Linked DNA regions of Homo sapiens: region 1 is linked to region 2. The links are chromatin contacts, found by Hi-C or POLR2A ChIA-PET in ENCODE. All regions are on one chromosome and are shown on one strand. Each heading gives the region's core, a stretch centred on a gene start or an enhancer-like site at or near the end of the contact. The rest is flanking DNA. Distances are from core to core; before and after follow the strand shown. Region 1 holds the start of RAP1B (RAP1B, member of RAS oncogene family). Region 2 holds the start of RASSF3 (Ras association domain family member 3).

Region 1 (7,782 bases), core at 5,126-7,625, 4.0 Mb before region 2:
CACAAGGTAACAAACAGCTGGATGCAACATACATACCTTTTGGCGCATAAAAACTAAGTAAAAATAGATTATATATATAGTCCTTATTTTATTGATACCCTTTCAGTTCTATTAACTGAGAACTTAGAAAGTCCCTGAATTTAGTATAAAGTAACTTTGAAAAATATATTCTAATGTGAGGATAAATTTTAGAATACACAGATAATTATAATTTCATTTTACCCAGCATTTTCCATTTCCTTTCCAGAAGCTTTCACCAAAAATTGCTACTAAATAGACAAAACATGTTTCCTTTCATCTTTTTCCCTTCCTACAAGGCAAAGAAAAAGGAAACAGGTAGAGGCAATCCACCACTTCGGCAATCAGTTCACTGTATATTTTTAAAATAAAGTTACTTAGTGAAATGCTGGGCCAGGCACAGTGGCTCATGCCTATAATCCCAGCACTTGGGAGGCCAAGATGGGCAGATCCCTTGAGCCCACGAGTTTGAGGTGAGCTTGGGCAACATGGCGAAACGTCTCTACAAAAAATACAAAACCTGGCCGGGCGCGGTGGCTCATGCCTGTAATCCCAGCACTTTGGGAGGCCAAGCCAGGTGGATCACCTGAGGTCAGGAATTCGAGACCAGCCTGACCAATATGGTGAAATCCCCTCTCTACTAAAAATACAAAACTTAGCTGGGTGCGGTGGTGTGCGCCTGTAGTACTAGCTAAGGCAGGAGATCTGCTTGAACCTGGAGGCGGAGGTTGCAGTGAGCTGAGATTGCACCACTGCACTCCAGCCTGGGGGACAGAGAGAGACTCCGTCTCAAAAAAAAAAAAAAAAAAAAAAAAAATTAGCCAGGCACAGTATTCCCAGCTACTCGGGAGGCTTAGACTGGAGGACTGCTTGACCCCTGGAGGCGGAGGCTGTGGTGAACTGAGATCGTGCCACTGCACTCCAGCCTGACTGACAGAGCGAGACTCTGTCTCAAAAAAAACAAAAAACAAAACAACAACAACAAAAAAACAAAGGCCGGGCACAGTGGCTCACGCCTGTAATCCCAGCACTTTGGGAGGCCGAGGCAGGTGGATCTCGAGGTCAGGAGATCCAGACCATCCTGGCTAACACAGTGAAACCCCGTCTCTACTAAAACACAAAAAATTAGCCAGGTGTGGTGGCGGGCGCCTGTAGTCTCAGCTACTCGGGAGGCTGAGGCAGGTGAATGGCGTGAACCCTGGAGGCGGAGCTTGCAGTGAGCGGAGACCGTGCCACTGCACTCCAGCCTGGGCGACAGAGTGGGACTCCATCTCAAAAAAAAAAAAAATCCAAATTATTTACTAGAGTTTTTAATGGATGCTCACTTCCTTTATTCAGTCTATCTGCACAACAGTTAAAAACATTCAATCCCCCAGTACCGGAAAAAAAATCACAAGTTATGAAACCAGAATTCAGCTAAAATTTAAAAGGTCTCACTGATATATGTATATGTGTGTGTGTATGTATGTGTATATATATACACATGTATAACTACAAAAACATAAAGTAAAAGTAATTACAAGTAAGCTTTAGGAAATGGTTTGATATAAAACTCAAACTCACAAGATTAAATAATTACTCTCTATGGTCAGAGAGACAGATTTGTAACTCAAAAGAACATTTCTAGTATGCAGGCACCTCATACACAATCTAAGTAATTTTTTTTTTTTTGACAGTCTCACTCTGTCGCCCAGGTTGGAGTGCAGTGGAGCGATCTTGGCTCACTGCAACCTCCGCCTCCCAGGTTCAAGCGATTCTCCTGCCTCAGTCTCCCAAGCAGCTCGGATTACAGGCACCTCCCACTACGCCCAGGTAATTTTTTGTATTTTGAATTGTATACTGATATCACAGAATATACTCCTCCTGTACAATAAAAATCAGATGGAAATTCTGTAACTCATGTTGTAAATATTTTTATTTTAGGGAATTTAAATTAAAAAAAACTGGTACATTTCCCCCACATTTTCATTTTTTCCTGTTTTAAGGTTCTTTGGAAAGTTTTAAAAATTTTGACCCTCTACTGATTCAAAGGAAAAAAAATCTTTCTAAATTACTGCTTAAATAATCAGTTGCTACTGTACCCTTGATTTGACCAACATTAGGAATAAATAGTCCAATGTTATGAAATACGGAATGTAAGTGATACTATTTTTTGTTGCTGGTGAATTTTAAAAAGTGATGTTTTTAAGGCAGCACAAAAGTTCCTGATAACTTTTCTTGTTTAAAATAGAAACTCTCCACGACCAAAGAGACTTGTTTTAGAATCCAGTGCTCAACTGGGTTCAAAGTACAACAGATTACATACAAATCAGTTTTTACTGCAAATGGATAAATTCATCTATTCTTTGTAGCTACTGCTTCCACTGTGCTTATGAGATTTACAAAGAACTTAAGACCTCAAATGGCAATTAGTACCTTTCAATACCATTGCAAAATAATCTATGAACACAGAAAAACACTAGCTTCCAGAGCCATGGTACAGTACTCCTGTTTACAGATGGCTGAACTAAAAATTTTGTCCAATGTTACAATGAATCACTGCATCAGCCAAAATGTCTTAACTTGTTCTAAAATTCAATTCAATTTGAAAAGGCTAACAAAAACTTCAGCCTAATCTCTTAGACCATGGAGTCCTCAATAATGACAGGAGGGGGAAGAAAACCCAGGGCATATTTTTAGTCACAACCTATGTCTCAGAAAGTTTAAGACAGACCAATCTTTACCTAACTTTTCTATAGAGTGAACACGTGACATCACTGCTATAAAACAGCAGTAAATAGCTAATTCATAAATGCTAAATTACTCCTAGTGCCAGTCAAATCTAGAAACTGCAGATCAATACCCAACCTCCTCTTTAGCAACACAAACATACAGAGAAACACAGTTATTTTACATCTTTAAGGAAATGAGGCAAATCAGTAAGATCTGTGTGATAGTCGATAATAAAACAGCCTATTTAAACAATACTTATGGGGAAAAAGTAAATGGACACCTTGTAAAATCGGTCAAATTCTCTGTATCAGATCCAATTTCAGATTAGTTTCACTACCTCAATAAATATTTATCGAGTACCTACAACAAAAGGCAAAAAAAACCTGAACGTGAGCTTTTCATCCAAATCTTGGACTGCATTTAAAATAACATGTCTAATCAGTTACCATGTTATCAATCTTTGCATAGACCTTCCACCAATCTTGAATTAGATAGGAAGATACAATTGAAAGGATCCTTACAAAAATGGATCTAGTTATTTTAATAATTAATTCTTTGCTATACCCTCCTTACATGGTAGCTCTTTATTATGGGAGGGGGTCACTTTACCTTTATACAGCTAAGAGAAAATATTGGAATTCTGAAAAGGATTGAGGATAAAACGAAAATTAATTTGTCAAGTAAAAGGGATTCCAAAGCCAATATGTAAATGTTTCTTTTTAAAGGATTACACTGTTCTCTTCAAATATCCTCTCTTTGAATGTTCATTACCATTAATCCCTAAATTCAAACGCTAACCATTACACTGTGCCCAGGCAACGCGCTACACTGTGCCCAGGCAACGCGCTAGGAAGATTACTGTGAAGAATGAAATGGATTAAGTCCCTACCCTCATGGTACTTACATTTAACTGGTGTTGAATGTCTATTGCAAGGCACCATGCCAGTGCGTTAAGGCATACAAAACAATATATATCTTGTGGTTGGAGTTCACAATTCAATGGAATAAATAATATAAAATGGTAACAGGAGGCAGGAAGTAATGCGTGTCATAGAAGGTAAGAGAGATGACTTTCACGCGGTCGTGGGTGAGGGGAGAATGTAAAAGAGAGCAGAGCAATCATTTTCTTATCTCCTTTTTTTTTTTTTTTTTTTAAGACAGGTCTAGCTCTGTCACCCAGGCTGCAGTACAGTAGTGCAGTCTCGGCTCACTGCACCCTCCGCCTCCCAGGTTCAAGCTGGTTCATTCAATGTGAACCTCCCAGGTTCATATTCTCGTGCCTCAGCCTCCCGAATAGCTGGGATTGCAGGCGCGTGCCACTACACCCGGCTATGTTTTGTATTTTTAGTAAAGACGGGGTTTCACCATGTTGCCCAGGCTGTTCTCGAACTCTTCACCTCAAATGATCCGCCTTCCTCGGCTCGGCCTCCCAAAGTGCTGGGATTACAGGCGTAAACCACCACGCCCAGCCAGAGCAATCATTTTCATGCCCCATACAACATTTTAAAATTAAGTCAGTTTAGCATTGGTTCTTCAGTTATATTTTGATACCTGGCATATTAAAAACAACAAACTGGCTACATGTGTTCCAATGATTTACTTTAGGACTTCCTTAGATAAGGCAGCTTCACGATTTATTGTCAACGTCAAACAAGGAAATGCAAGTGAAAACACCTAACGTAGTACACATTAAAAGCACAGATGAGCTCAAATAAGACTAAAGGAAATGCAAGTGAAAACACCTAACGTAGTACACATTAAAAGCACAGATGAGCTCAAATAAGACTATCATTCAGGCTCTGTGTGCTTAAAGTTATTTAATCTGAGTATCAGTTTCCTCACCTAAAACCTGAGGATGAAACTACTCAAGTGGTTTTTTCTCCTATTTGACTAAGGTACCCACTTTTTAAAAGTGCGATATGGGAAGAATATTCTTTGTAAGATGATAATTCACTATAAAAACGTTGTATTTCTTTCTCCATGTTGTCTCTTACGGATAGACTACTGTCCTAAAGGTCAGTGGACCCACTAACTGGTTATCTTATCTAGGCCTCAGTTTCCTCCTCCATAAAATGACAGGGTGGGACTGGATGATCTAAATAGTCCCTTCCGGCCCTTAAAAAGTCCCATGACTCCACTATGACTCAATAAATACTATTTCAAGAGTCAGCTTTTAAGAATAATATGGGCTTGAAGTTAAATGAATGTCTCCCTTTTCTATAAGTTACTTTTTGTTAAGATAAGGTCTTGTTGAGCAAGTCCAAACAGTATTCTAATTACGAAAAAAGAGAGCTGAAAAATAAATTTACAAGTCAGAGCTTTAAATTGTTAAGTACTCGACATATATGAGATGCTGCCTGCAAAACCAAAATCCAATTAGACGGAATTAATTTTAAAATACTAAAATCACAATCTTCATTTAGTGTCAACTTTCTACCCCGTAAAAATGTGATTTCCCCTTACTGCAACACAGAACTGCTTCTATTCATACCAATCAGAAGTTACAGGGCCAAAATGTTTTTCTAAACTATTAAAGAGAGTGGGAGAGGGGGGAAAGCGAAGGGGAAGGAAACCATCTGCTTTAACTTGCAAAAATGATCTTTTCTCCAAAAGACATCAGTGTTTTTCAGAAGAAAAATCCGGAGAGCCCGGTTCACTGGGCGTAGTTTTAAATAAAATTCATGGCGCTGATAGTTTTAGGATTAGACACCTCGAGATGGCGAAAAAGAGAAGAGGACAAACTTCCTGGATTTTCTCTCCCTCTAAGAGAAAGAGATTTCCTCTTGCTGACGAAGGGAAAGGCCCCTTTAACAGTTTTTCTCTACACGGTGGCTGCTGCCAGACTAAGTGGGGCTCTCTCCGCTGCCTTCCTCCTGCCACTTCCCGCAACAAATGGAGCAAGCAAGCCCCGTTTCAGGCAAACTTTTTCGCTGTCAGGCTCAAGCCCGCGGGGCGCCTGGGAGTGGTTTCCCCCGAAGGCTCCTCGCCCTAGCTCGGGGCTGGGAGAAGCTAGGTCTTCGCAAAGGACAACTTTCTGGTTTCCGTTCTAACTTCCACCCATACCACGGAGGGAACCCAGGCGACAAGCGAGGGGGCTCGGGGCGGGGAGCGAGTCTTCGGGGGAGCCGGCGGGGAAAGGAGGGCGGCGGGAGAAGCTGCGGCGGACGCGGGCTGAAGAGAGCGGGCGGGTGGGGGGGTCCTCGGGCTCTCACTTCCTCCGCCATATTTCAGACATTTGACCCCTTCCGCAAAGCGCGCTGTTCTCCCGCGGCGGCGGCGGCTGCTCCTCCTCGCCGGCCCGCAAGGCAGCGCGCTCGCGGGCCCGGCGCCTGGCCCTCGCGCCACCTGCCGCGCGCCGAGGGGCTGCCGCCGCCGGGGCCCCTGACCGCCGCGCCCGGCCCGCGCCTCGCCGCACCCCACCCGCTCCCCTCAGCCGGCGCCCGGCCCCGCGCGGCCGCCGCCGCGGCTTCCCTCAGCGGCCACGCACTCACTCTGCGAACCTCTCACGCTGTCACCGGGTCCCTGCAGCCAGCGTCGCCCCGCGCTCCCCCCGGGTCGCTACTCTAGGCGCCACGGCGGTCCTGCCGCTGCCGCGCCGCTCCGGCTGGTTTACACGCCTGAATCTGGGCGAGGTTTGGCGATGTCGCCTTGACGTCAGGCGTTCAGCCTCGCTCCAGCTTCCGCCCGCGGGCGGGGCGCGCGGGTGCGCGGCCCGGGAAGGGGCGGGCCTAGGGGGCGGGGCGAGGGGAGCCGAGGGGGCGGGGCCGCCGCGCGCCGGGTCCTCGGCGCCGGCCTCTAGCCGGCCTGCATCGCAGCCGGAGCGCAGGCCCTGCCCACGGGCCCCTTAGCTGCCTCTGGGCGGCATGTCTGCCGAGGTTCTTCTCTCTAGCTGCGCCGCGCCTTCAGGCTCGCTTCCCCAGGCTGTCTGGTGGGCGGAATCCGCGCGTCGGTGTTCCTGACCCTCGTGGGTTCCAGTGGAACCCTCCGAAACCCAAAAGGCGCCGCCTCTTAATGCAAACTGTAGTCACCGACTCGTCCAGTCTGTTGGTATTCGCGTCGTCCTTTGTGCTGGGCAAAGTAACCGAGAAGTAACGGAGAGCGCGCATTTTCTACACCTAGAGCTCCCCGAGGGAGCCTGGGCCAGCAAGTCTTTCCATTCTTGAGATGCCTTTTCTCCTGGATTGACAAGTGTTTTATCCATTGGTGTCTTAACCCGGGCGAACTCTTTCCAAATTCCCATGCCAAACGCAGTTAACAAATCGATGATTTCTAAATAAGTTTGTACCCTGCACCTAAACCAACGCCATTTATATAACTAAAATAAATTGCGTATTTAAATGCATGTCCTGGACGCTTTATTCACTTCACAGGATTACCCATAGGCAAGTAGGTTTATCGTGTGACTTCAGGGCACCAGAAAACACTTTCTGTTCCAAAATGCCTCGTTCCAAAAAGGGCGGGAACTTAACACGGGAATTTACCATTCTTACTTACCCTTAGTACAAGAAATTTATCAGAACTTTTTCTTGAAGCAGTTTTGATGGGCGAGGAGATTAAGAGAGCAAAGTGCAGGGAAAAGGGATTGAGGGGTCATTTAAGACTAACTTTCTTGGTTCATAATTTAATTAGGCCCTGTACAAATTATTCTTGAAATAAATCTTAATAAACGTTGATAAATTTGGAAGATAAATGGAATGTGACTAATTTCACTCCGTTTAAGAATATGTAGTGATTGAAAACTAAGCTAACCTAAGTTAAATGAATAGATGAGAATGAATTATAACAGTTCTCTGTGTTTTATAATGTTTTACAATTTAGGTTAATTGAGTAGATTACCTATTTCGATAATTTCTATTTCCTTAGAAAAATATCTTTTTAAAAATTGTTTATTGTCTGCATTTATTGTGTATACAACATGATCGTTTGAAGTAATGTATACATTGTTACATTACCTCACAGAGTTACCTTTTTTTTTGAGAGTCTTGCTCTGTCACCCAGGCTAGAGTGCAGTGGCATGATCTCGGCTCACTGGAATTTCTGCTTCTCAGGTTC
Region 2 (6,846 bases), core at 948-3,447:
CCAGCCTGGCCAACATGGTTAAATCCCATCTCTACTAAAAATACAAAAATGAGCCAGATGTGGTGGTGCATGCCTGTAATCTCAGCTACTCGGGAAGCTGAGGCAAGGGAATCGCTTGAACCAGGGAAGCTGAGGTTGCAGTGAGATCACACGACTGCACTCCAGCCTGGGTAACACAGTGAGACTCCATCTCAAAAAAAAAAAAAAAAAAAGAAACGCTAAATGCATATAAACCTAGAAAAAAACTGATGTCTTTACTCTTTAAAGCACTAAAGGATTCTCATACAATTCAAACCTGAATAGTTTGGCCCTTGTGGCATCTCACCCCTGGAGAATCCAAGAACCAGCCAGTTTTCAGGAGATTAGCAGACACCTCTGGAATAAACTTCAAACTACCATGAGTTCCTTTTCATGTCAAGTGGTGAAAGCAACATAAATGAAAGGAGAAAATGCAAAACGGAGAAGGGGAAGAGAGAGGCCAAGAAAGAGAAAGCAAAAATGGAAAAAGCATAAGCAAATGCAATTTTTCTACAACCCAGGGAGGGTGGGCATGGGGGAGGAGAGGGCGTTTCCAACTTCCAAACTTCACAGCAATCTCATGCTCTCAGAACACACTCTGCTGAAAGTAAGAGATCCCACTCAAAGTGACTCGTAAATAGTGGGGCCTTAAGCCTTAGAAACAATACAAGACGGACAACTATGGCACCGGGACTTGAGATTAACTGCGGTTACTGAATAAGGGCACTTGACTTCAGCTTACCCTTCACCGTCTCCTCTCCTCCTCCTGGTTTGGGACTTAAGAGCCTGAAAAGACTAGAACTTCCGAATTTTAGAAAGAATTTTACTTCAGAAAGTGGCTAAACTTAAGAGGTCTGGCAAGACCACCCTGACAGATTGCACCCTCCCACATCCACCAAAAGAAGTTATCATCCGGCCCCTGAACGATTCTTCTTGCTTCTAGTCTCTAGGTCTCAGTCCGGTATTAATAGAAATGTTTGGCGAACGCCTGTTTTCTAAAAGCAACAAATTTGTGCCATTACAATCTTCTGTAATCTGATGTGAGCGTGGCCGGGTTGGCCCGGCTCCCCTGGTGCGGCTCCTAGTGCCAGGAGGCCGCGGGCTCTAGCACCGGGCTCCTCAGTCCAGCCGACGTGCCCCGTTTCGGGAAGGCCTCCCAAAAAACACGGCTACAGCTGGCGAAACTGGCACAAGTTCCCTTCCCATCTTTTCCCAACTCGTGCTTCCCACGGCATGCTGCCTCCAAAAAAGGAAGAAACCGGCGAAAAGGTTAGCTGTCGCTGGCTAGTATTTAGCATAGGAGCTTGTTTGCAAAACATCTGGGCACCAAAAAACCTAGCTTTACAGAAAACGCACAACCCTGAGTCCCGCAACGGAGATTTAGTGAGAGCCTATGGTGGCGAGGCCCACGGTGCCCTTGGACCCCCACTCCACCAGGTCGCCCGGGCCAGGAAGAGGGGAGGTCAGGTCACCCGGCCACCCCTAGCTATTACACGTTGACCCAAGCCACTCTGGGGGCCACAGATGAGTAAGCTGACTAACAGGAAGGACAGGCGCGCGAACCCGACCGTCGACCCAGCGGGGACGCGAAGGGGAAACCTGGGGGAGTGGCCCGGGGACGCCTGCTGGCTCCGGGGCTGCTCCCCGCAGGCGGCAGCCCGAGGCGGAGCTGCAGAGGCCATCTGGCGCGGAAGGCAGAAGCCGGCCCTCAGCCTCCCCGCCCTTCCTCCGCCTTCCCTCGCCTACACGCACAAGCTCCAGGCACGTTCCCGGGACCCGAAAAGGCAGAAGCCACTTCTCGGCCCGCTCCTCCTTCCCGGCGAGCATCCCCCGAGCGCCCCGCAGAGACACGTGGAGGCAGGGGGCGCGGGCTGGCGGGTTCCCCGGAACTCTGGGGCGCGGGCTGCAGCGCCCGCCGCGCGCCACTCACTTGTTGGCCGGAGCGGGGCTTGCCCTGGGGCGCTCTCCTGAAGAAGGAGGTCCTGGCGGTGAAGAAGAAGTCCTCGGCGTCCTCCTCCAGGCTGCTGTAGCCGCTGCTCATGCTGCCGGTCCCGTCGCGCGCGGGCGGCCTCCCCGGGGCGCAGGCGGCCAGGGAGGGGGTGCGGCGCCCGCCAGCCCCGCGAGGTTCCCGGCGCGCAGCCCCGGGCAGTCCTTATGCAGCTGCGGCCGCCGCTCAATCAGGCTCTCCCGGCCCCTCCTGCCGCCTCCCCGCCAGGCTCCAGGCGCGGCTCGGCCCCGGTGCGCCCGCGACCCCGCCTCCCTGGGCCCCGCCCCGGACGGGCGACCGGCCGAGCCCCACCCCGCGCGGCCGCGACCCTCCCCGCCCGCCCGCAGGTGGGGGGAGCCCGGCCCGCCCCTTCCAGGCGCGCGGGTTTCTCCCGACAGCGTCGCGGAACCCGGAAAGCCGGGCGCTAGGGCTGCGTCTGCTGGGGCTGTGCTCGGGTCGCTTCCTCAACCTCCCGGAAACTGCAAATTCCTCTGCGAGCCGTCCGCCCGCCCCCAGCCTCGCTGGCTCGAGTTTCGGAGAGGGCGGGAGCAGAGCGGGGAACTTTCTCTGCGTCCACTCCCTGCTCGCCCCCGCACCAGGGTCCTGTAGGGGTGGGTGGGGGTTGCCCGGCCGAGGGACCCCCCAGGTCCCACGGCTTCCTGCAGCCGCAACGCCCAGTCCTGAACCCCAGCAGCTCGCCCCTCCAGGAGGATTTCAAGTTGGCAGAGATGGGTGGGGAGGTCAAAAACTGGGTTGAGTTTATTCGAATGAAAACATCCTTTCTGGTCATTCATTTGAGCTTCGGTCTTACCCTTTTCCCCTTCTTTCTAGCGAGGGCTCACTTCCAAATAAGATCGTTATCTTAGGCGCACTCAGTGCAACTGAAAGGTGAACTAGTTCTATAGTTACAGAACAATCGAGTGCTTATCAATTAAATGTGCTTTGTAAATGTCCCCGCCACAATCAGCCTTCCACGGTCACCCACAAGGCATGGTTTAAGTGGTGGGGATAAGGAGATCAGGGAATTCCATCCATCCACGTACAAAAAAAGTTTCCATGTTTTCTAAAACTCTTCAGTCAGCTAATCCTCTTAAAGCCACCAGTGGGTAACAGTCTTTTACACCTTGGTGTTACTGCACTGATTTAAATAATACTAATTTCAAGATCTTGACTGAAAGGTTTTTTTGAAGCTGCAAGCCCTGCTATAGTTAGCGAGCTTCAGAAGAGGTTTCATTAGGAGGGGAAGAGAGACGTTAGAAAAGAGAAAATGTCCATCCATCATAGCCAAACTAGCCAAACTCTCTTACATTATCTCCTTCAATCCTCCGAGCAACTCTGCAAGGTACGTAGTGCTATTTTATGCCGGTTTTACACCTAGAGCAGCAGCTGAGGCTTAAAGAAAGGAAAGTGGCTGTAGGAGGCAGTACTCGGACCGTTCTGCTTTGCGTTCTGTTGATCTGAACGTGGTCACATACCCTACTGGGTTCTCTGCTTGGTATCGGTCAGCCGTGCTCTTTTGTGGACTACAGGAGGAAGAGTTGGACCCGAAATGACGGGAAGGAGAGAAGAATTGACTCATGAGTCATCCTACTGTCCCTAGGCTGAAAGAAGGCTTGCAAACCTGCTCCACCTTCGGGCTTACACATCCATCTTGTAAACTAGTATATATTACCCCACGTGATTCACAACAACTCCAGAAGGAGGGCCTTTGAGTTACAGCCCATTTTAAAGGTCCTACAACATTAAAGTCTTCTTCTCGGCCACACAGCTACTGAATGATAGGAAGCCAGGAATTCTAACTCCATATAGTTTCACCCAGCTTAAGCTGATCCGTGTGTGTGCCATGCACATAATCTAATGTAGGAGAATAGGGCTTTATGACAAATTTTTCTTATTTGGTTTCTCTTATTTCATTATTCAGATATAATATTAGCGCAGCTCTTATTAAATATTCCAAGGTAAGAATAATGTGTAGGTTAAGGGCTTAAATTACTCATTTTATTGTGGGTAGAAAGGGGAAAATAATTTTACCTAGAACAAGTTGAAGTTTATGAATACTTTGAGGAAAAATGCATTAAAATGCTTTATTGGCCGGGCGCGATGGCTCACGCCTGAGGAGGCAGAGGCGGGTGGATCACTTGAGGTCAGGAGTTGGAAACCAGCCTGGCCAACGTGGTGAAACCCCGCCTCTACTAAAACTACAAAAATTAGTTGGGCGTGGTAGCGTGCGCCAGCTACTCGGGAGGCTGAGGCAGGAGAATCGCTTGAACCCGGAGTGGCCTAGGTTGCAGTGACCCGAGGTGGCGCCATTGCACTCCAGTCTGGGCGACAAGAGCAAAACTTCGTCTCAATAAATAAATAAATAAACTTTATGATGCACCACACCATAAAAATGATTTTTTTCATTGTATTATTTTTAAGCTCCAAAGGACTGGATTAATTTGTATATCTGTCAGCATACCATCAGAATCAGTTATAATAAAAAGGCATGATTGAGTGGGGCACAGGGGGAAGCTGAGGTGGAGGATCACTTGAACTCAGGAGTTCCTATCCAGCCTGACCAACATAGTGAGACCTTTTCTCTAAAAAAAAATGATTTTTTTATAAAGGCATGATTAGGCCAGGCATGGTGGTTTACGCCTGTAATCCCAGCACTTTGGAAGGCCGAGGTGGGAGGATTGCTTGAAGCCAGGAGTTCAAGACCAGCCTGGGCAACAAAATGAGACCCTGTCTCTACAAAAACAAAAACAAAAAACAAAAAAAAATTAGCCAATGTGGTGTCACATGCTAGTGGTCCCAGCTACTCAGGAGGCTAGGTGGAAGGATCACTTGAGCCCAGAAGTTTGAGGCTGTAATGAACTATGATCTTACCACTGCACTCTAGCCTGGGTAACAGAGTAAGAGTCTGTCTCTTAAAAAAATAAATAAATAAAATAATTTTAAAAGCCATGATCAAATAATGAAATGGAAGCACTGCTTTTAAGCAACAAAAAAAACATAAATAAAGGAAAGGGCCGAGTGAGGTGGCTCACGCCTGTAATGCCAGCATTTTGGGAGGCTGAGGCCGGCAGATCACTTGAGGTCAGGAGTTCAAGACCAGCCTGACCAACATGGTGAAACCCCCATCTCTACTGAAAATATATAAAAAAATTAGCTGGGCATGATGGCACATGCCTGTTGTCCCAGCTATTCGGGAGGCTGAGGCAGGAGAGTCACCTGAGCCCTGGAGGCAGAGGTTGCAGTGAGCCAAGATCACGCCACTGCACTCTATCCTGGGCGACACAGGGAGACTCTGCCTCAGAAAATAAATAAATAAATAAATAAATAAAGGAAGGAAGAATTGTGATTTTGTTTCCTAAAAGCAGCATAATGATATTTGCATATTTTTCTGGTAGCTTTTTTTTTTTTTGAGACAGGGCCTCACTTTGTTGCTGGAGTGCAGTGGTGCCATGTTGGCTCACTGCAGCCTCGACTTCCCAAGCTCAAGCAATCCTCCCACCTCAGCCTCCCGAGTAGCTGGGACTACAGGCATATGCCACCAGGCCTGGCTAATTTTTATATTTTTTTTGTAGAGACAAGATCTCACTATGTTGCCCAGGCTGGTCTTGATGAACTCTTAGGCTCAAGTGATCCTCCCACCTCGGCCTCCAAAAAGGCTGGGATTACAGGTGTGAGCCACCATGCCTAGCCTGGTAGCATTTTTAATTAAAATATTGTGAATTTAAAATTTAGCTCATGAAAATTGTATCTGTAAAAATTCAAAATGTCATGTTAAGCAACTAGACACTTTTAACATTTCAAATTCAGGGAAGGGGGTGGAATAAATAAAATTAAATGTATGCAACCAAGTTCAAGTTTTGTTTTGTTTTTTTGAGACGCAGTCTCACTCTGTCACCCAGGCTGGAGTGCAGTGCTATGATCTCAGCTCACTGCAACCTCTGCCTCCCGGGTTCAAGCGATCCTCCCGCCTCAGCCTCCCGAGTAGCTAGGATTACAGGCACGCACCGCCTCACCCGGCCAATTTTTGTATTTTTAGTAGAGACAGGGTTTCACCATGTTGGCCAGGCTGGTCTCAAACTCCTGACCTCAGGTGATCTGCCTGCCTTGGCTATCACTGACTCTTATGTGACCTTTAACAATTTAATTAACTTCTCTATGCCTCAGGTTCATCAGCAGCAAAATGGGGATGACAATGTCTTCATTTTATTTTCTTTGGTTTACTGTAAGGATTAAGTGAAAGAATCCAGGCAAAGTCCTTGGCATAGAATAGGATCAAGCAAATATTCATCTTTCTTGCCCCAAATATTAGACCTTATTGCATACTTAACATTCATCACTCACTTCTTTCTTGTTAACTAAACAAGGACTTTAATTCAAGAATCCCCTCGGGAAAAGAAGTCCAATCTCAGCTCACAGGGGTAAGGCCTGACGTGCAGAGTCAGTCGTAGTGGTCCCATTCCCCTTGCCAGGGATTGCTTTAGGCATGGACAGGTCTCACAGACCTGACCACTGAGACCAGAAGGAAACCTGGCTTGGTGCCTTTTAGGAAGATGTTCCTCACTTTTAAAAGAAACCTACAAAAAAAGACTATGTCTTCTTCCTCTGGATCTTGCATGCTTGCATATGGTACCTAGGAATTCTGTAGCCATATTGTGGACAAAATAGACACCATGGCAAAGCAGAACAATACAAAGACTTCATAGCTCTTTGATTAACCAGGTTTGACACCACCCTAATTAGGACTTCTTGTTATGTGACATAAGATATTATCTCGCTGCTTTTTTTTTTTTTTTTTTTTTGAGACGGAGTTTCGCTCTTTTTACCAGGCTGGAGTGCAATGG

What was found. Hi-C counts contacts between places; a loop is a spot of excess contacts on that map. ChIA-PET counts read pairs that join two places held with the same protein, here RNA polymerase II (POLR2A). Pooled maps may share reads with other maps.
Region 1: a loop to region 2 is called in a map with no recorded cell type, with 14 times the contacts of the local background. The contact joins the promoter of RAP1B here to the promoter of RASSF3 in region 2. A Hi-C loop is called at or near these places in 3 of 37 single-sample maps with no recorded cell type and 8 of 50 pooled maps. POLR2A ChIA-PET finds 5 or more read pairs at or near these places in 1 of 52 experiments (activated CD4-positive, alpha-beta T cell).

The regions. Positions count from the first base shown.
Region 1 is chr12:68,609,492-68,617,273 of GRCh38, reverse strand. RAP1B (RAP1B, member of RAS oncogene family) reads right to left here and starts at 6,375. Exons shown (of 8, transcript NM_001010942.3): 1 at 6,231-6,375. RefSeq lists an enhancer at 816-1,587 and a silencer at 6,059-6,518.
Region 2 is chr12:64,605,846-64,612,691 of GRCh38, reverse strand. It overlaps RASSF3 (Ras association domain family member 3), which reads right to left and starts at 2,197. Exons shown (of 5, transcript NM_178169.4): 1 at 1,949-2,197. The coding sequence starts at 2,059. RASSF3-DT (RASSF3 divergent transcript) reads left to right here and starts at 3,226. Exons shown (of 2, transcript NR_187549.1): 1 at 3,226-3,347. RefSeq lists silencers at 1,668-1,737, 1,948-2,467, 2,628-2,697 and enhancers at 3,328-3,387, 3,608-3,657.